2 separate regions of the Homo sapiens genome follow, and region 1 is linked to region 2. The links are chromatin loops, found by intact Hi-C in ENCODE. Cell type or tissue: sigmoid colon. All regions are shown on one strand.

The links. Hi-C counts contacts between places; a loop is a spot of excess contacts. Peaks named below come from ENCODE experiments on the same cell type or tissue, not always from the same donor. Only the 100,000 strongest peaks of a DNase experiment are listed, where the experiment ranks them.
Region 1: a loop joins it to region 2, with 2.1 times the contacts of the local background. A loop is called at or near these places in 14 of 110 quality-filtered maps.

The regions. Positions count from the first base shown.
Region 1 is chr7:151,704,521-151,707,020 of GRCh38, forward strand. The region is part of intron 3 of PRKAG2 (protein kinase AMP-activated non-catalytic subunit gamma 2); the gene reads right to left. Among named protein-coding and RNA genes, the nearest start is that of PRKAG2-AS2, 100 kb to the right of the region's middle. RefSeq lists a silencer at 52-243. In sigmoid colon, a CTCF peak has its summit at 1,278 (motif pointing left); a DNase peak (open chromatin) is centred at 1,637; H3K4me3 peaks cover 612 bases; H3K27ac peaks cover 275 bases.
Region 2 is chr7:151,758,550-151,761,049 of GRCh38, forward strand. All of the region lies in intron 3 of PRKAG2 (protein kinase AMP-activated non-catalytic subunit gamma 2), which reads right to left. Among named protein-coding and RNA genes, the nearest start is that of PRKAG2-AS2, 47 kb to the right of the region's middle. RefSeq lists an enhancer at 1-1,470. In sigmoid colon, CTCF peaks have their summits at 1,195 (motif pointing left) and 1,397; a DNase peak (open chromatin) is centred at 1,162.

The DNA.
Region 1 (2,500 bases), 54 kb before region 2:
GACTGCTGATGGGCATCTGGGCGGCGTCTACTCTGGGGCTATTATAAATGATGCTGTATGAACATTCTATACATATGTTCCCCAGAATTGCTGCTTGCTTTTAGTTAATGTATTTATTCAGCACAGAAGACATTATAGAGAGATGAGGAAAGGGGAGGGGCCCAAGTCTGAGCATTTGTGGAACACCTACAATGTGCTGGGCCTGCGTATCTACTGCAATCCACGCGGCACCTACCGGGTGGGGATTTACAACTCTCTGCCTCCCGGGGCGCCACGGCTTGGAGAAAGAGAGTGAGTATTGCCAAGGGAGGCACAGGGAGAGCGAGGCTGCTCAGCGGTGCGGCAGGTTTTGAACCCAAGTGTAACCACTACAAAGCCTATGATTTAGTGGACAGACCACGTCCCCAAAATGTTAGCGCTTAAAAGTCCTGCCCCTGCTAGCCTCAGCAACGGGAATAAAACAGCCATGAACGAAATGAGGTTTCTTTGGTGTGTCAGATACTATCTTCTATAGGAGACACCACTGAAATTACCAGCCAAATGCTGAACACATTTTTGACGATTAGCAAGTTAATGAGAATTTTTCAACCTTCTGATAAAACGTAAATGCAATTGAGTTATACTTCCAGCTGCTCTGAACAGAGGCCTGGTGTCTGAAACGTACAGGATAAAATGTTCAGGTTATCAAGCTGCTCTGGAAACCCCTCTGGTCTCAGAGTTGGCTGAGAATATCAGGCTCCCTTTTCATTCCTACTGATAAGCCCACTTCCTCTCGAGCAACACCAAGGAAACAAGGGATTATGGTGTTTTTTCTCTTTTCTCAATCGGGTTGTAAAACACACACACAGATGTACATGGATTGGAAATTAATCCAGCCGGGAAAGTTGGCTGGCAAGCACTCGGTCCCAAGCAGGATCACCCCGGTATGCCGAACACGCAGCCGGCATCTGGCTGCAAGCATCTGTCTATCACACACAGCTGGGCGAGGGGACAGCCGACTGTCTGTGACAGACACTCCTTAGGGAGACAGATAGGGGGAGGGCTACGTCTTTTCAGAGAGAAAGAGACGTGAGAGGTAAGCACAGTTTTCCCAAAGGCCCATAAAGAAAGCAATTCTATTTGTCCAGGATCAGCTCACTAAGGTCCTCCTAGAGCAGGGTGTTCGATTGGAGGGTGCTCTGCTCTTCAAATTAATTTCAGTCTCCCTGCTTAACTCTCCAGGCTCTGGGGTCCCCTCCTAGAGCAAGAGTGTTGACTCCTCCTTACACTGCCCTCTGCAGGTTGGTGGCACTTCCTTGTAGAAATCTCATAAGTGGCCCTTCTTAGCCGATCTCATCTCACCCGCTGCGTTTTATTTGACATTCCTACACATGTTTTATGATTTCACATCCCCCCGCCCCCCATCTGTGCACCTGCAACTCCCAAGTTCACTGTTGTTGAGGGTAGAACTTCAAGCCAGGAGCCTGGGTCTCTTGAGTCTTGCTCATCAGGGTTAAGATGAAACGACAGGTATGTGAAACCATGTTGTACCCTGCAAAGCATGTTGAAAATGCTTCCCGGAGTAAAAGGTTAGGTAACACAACTTCAGTGTGACTCAGCACAGCAGATATGCAGCACAGAGAAGACCCTGGGACATGCCCAAGGCCACACAGCTGGCTGGTGTCAGTCAGAGCTCCAGCCAAGCCTTGAAGTCTGGCTCTGGAGACCAAGCTCCTGACTGCTGTCTCCTCCTGCCTCTTTGCCCTGTAGCACCAAAGGAGAAATTAATCTTTCCTCCTAGGTGGTAATGACTAGTTGCAATCAAGGCTGCAGAGAGACCCACTCATAGCCCAGGACTGGGAGGTCAGGCTCCTGCCTCGCCCTGCCTTTAACAAGTCAAATTCTCCAAGACATCCAACTCATCTCCCAGACTGTGAAACTAGGGTCCCAAAAGGGTCAGGACTATCTCCCCACCTGGGACAGTGCCTTGCTGTAAAGATTAAGTCCCAGGAAGACACCGAGATCTCCCACCACGAGGCTTCTTGCAGAAAGCCAGAGTACGAGCAACCAGCACCCTGACCTGCCTCCTGCTTTGAGCAGGTGTGCACTGGAAATGCAAATGATGGTTTTTATAGAATTTCAAGCTGAAATCTTCTGACTTTCTTCCAAGGAATGTATTCAAAGGAAAGATGCAAACCCATTTTGGCTGTCTCCCAGACTAGGCGTTAGCTGTGGCAGTAACAGCAGCTTCAGCAAACGCTCAACACAGCCTGAGTCTAGAATACGTTCCGGCAATGGCTTCTGCTTCTCCAACCTGAGCCGGAGGCCACGGTGGTTCCCCATGCATCTCAGCCCAATTGGAGCCACCTGGCCTGGCCAGGGACTAGATGGAGTAGGGCACTCAAATACACCCTCCAGAGGCGTCTACCATGAGGGAAGAGGGTGCCTCTGGCCCAACCCAACGTCAGCCTCAAATGTTCGGACCTGCCTGCAGTCATGCAGAGGAGGCCTTCCCCCTCGG
Region 2 (2,500 bases):
ACAGAAAGGAAAACAGAGCAGGGAGATCCAAGGTCCCCAGAGACATGGTGTTCTTCCCATGTTGGGTGACCATCAGTGTACCCCAAAGGTTCCAAACCCCGAAGGCACTGATAGACCTGGGGGGATGAGGAGGTATGAACTGGAAGAGCTTGGGAAAATAAGAGGCAAGTGCATGAAAAGCTCAATATGTGATTTTTAAAGAGACAAGAAGGCAATAGGAAGTTATCACGAGAGAACACAGACTGCAAAGAGACTTAAAATAACAGCTATATTTCAGGGCTCTGGCAGATTGCTCAAGGCAAACAGAATCCAGTAAGGCTTTCTGTAGCGGGCAAGACTTGAAGGAGGTCTCTGAGGAGGCGGGAGACCATGCTAATGTATCTCCAGATCCACTGCAGGGACCCCTCACTGCTCACCCCAGCCCTGTCTCTACCATCTCTTTACTGCACAGTAGCCAGACATCTCTCTGCATTGCATCCGATCGACATCCGATGGCTTTCTGTATCGCTCAATTAAAACCTGGAATCCTGACCTCTCCTGCAAGGCCCCGCCCCACTCCCTGACCTCACTCCAGCACCTGCTCCCTCCCTACTTGGTTCTGGCCACATTGACCAGCTCCCTGCAGGCTCAGAGGCTGCTCCTGCCTCCGGACATTTGCATCGTGGGCCCCTCCGCCAGGCGTGCCATGGCCTCCACCTGTCCTCTCCCTGGCTCCATCTCACCACTGGCCAAATGTCTCCATGTCAGAGGCTATTGCTGACTTGCCCACATAGAGCAGCACCCCCGCAGCCCCTCTCCTTTGACTGTTGTTCCTCTTGGCACTTGGGACACATGACACTTTTCCACCTGTGGTACCGATTGTCCCTAGAATGGTATCCCCACGAGGGCAGGGATGGGCTCATTCACTGCTGCGTTCCCAAGGGCCCAGCACTTAGCAGGTTCTCATGTAACGTGGTGCAGGTGAATATCCTCCATGCCAGACAACTCCCCTTTGAAACGCCTGGGCAGGCAGGTATCCTTGTCCGCTCCTAACACCAGCTTTCTTCTGTCTGGGAGGCGCATTTGAAGGTGAACCGCACTGGAAAAAACCCAGGCAGGAACGATACCTGCTGCTTTCCCCCAGGCAGGACCAACCTGCTCCCAGCACCAGACTCAGCATGTGAGGCTATGTCACCCCCTAGTGGTCACTCTGTCACAAAGCCAGAAAAACCAGAGGTGGGCTCCGCCTGGCCAGCTGTTCTCAGGGCCAAGGGGACCCCGACCTACTCTCTCACCCAGACTTTTTCTACGAGTGAACTCAGATGTAAACAGACATTCAGAAAATAAAGGTGAAAAGGCATCTAATATTGAGGCCACATTGTCTTGAATGAGGGAGAGATTTAACATCGACATTCTTCCTTCTAGTACGGGCTCCAGGCTGAGCGGCTGTCCCAAGATGTGGACTGTGGTGGGGTAGCACCAAGTCATTCCTACAGAGTTTCTCTGTTCATTGCAGATTATGTGGGAATTTATCAAAGATTAGCCTTTTCTTTTTTTAAAAAAGGAAGCTGAGATGGGAGGCAGGCCAGAGAGAACCTAGGAGAAGTGAATATACAGCAGGCAGAGCCCAGACCTGAGCAGCTGGGTCTCCCAGAAGCCTGTCTCCATCAGCCTGCTTTGCTTCCTTACTTCTTTGAGAGAGAGCTGGGTGTTTGTTTATTGTTTTTGAAACAGAGTCTTGCTCTGTTCCCAGGCTAGAGTGCAATGGCAGGATCTCGGCTCACTGCAACCTCTGCTGCCCAAGTTCAAGTGATTCTCCTGTCTCAGCCTCCTGAGTAGCTGGGATTACAGGCACCCACCATGCCCGGCTAATTTTTGTATTTTTAGTAGAGACGGGGCTTCACCATGTTGGCCAGGCTGGTCTCGAACTCATTATCTCAGGTGATCCGCCCACCTCGGCCTGGCCTCCCAAAGTGCTGGGATTACAGGCATGAGCCACTGCACCCAGCTGAGAGAGTTTTTTAAAAGCTGGGGACTGCCCTACAGCATGAGGCTTTTGCTAATGTGCACTTAGCATTTCCTCTGCCCCAGACCTCTGAGTGGCTCTCTCTCTGGCTCCAGTGTGGTCTCCTTACCAGAGAAGACTTCCCTCGCCATTCCATCCAAAGCAGCACCCACCCCACTACCCACTCTCTCGCTCTGCTTTCCTTTCCTTGACAACGTGGGGGCAGTTAAAGTCTATCTGTGCTCCCGTGCCCCATCCCTCCTCCAGCCCTCTGTCTGGAAGATTCCAGGCTAGCTCTGCCAGCTTGGCCATGATTGCCTTCAGCCAAACAGCGCACCTTGTCCATAGCTCCCCTGGGGCAAGGAGATGTGTCAGGATAAAGTTAGGATGGCTTCGTGGCATGAACAGAAAAAAATAACTGAAAGGAGGCTAAGCCACAAGGATGCTTATCACCTACAATAACGAACAGTTAGTAGGTAGGCAGTTGCAAAGCAGGTCAGCTTAGCGAAACTGCCT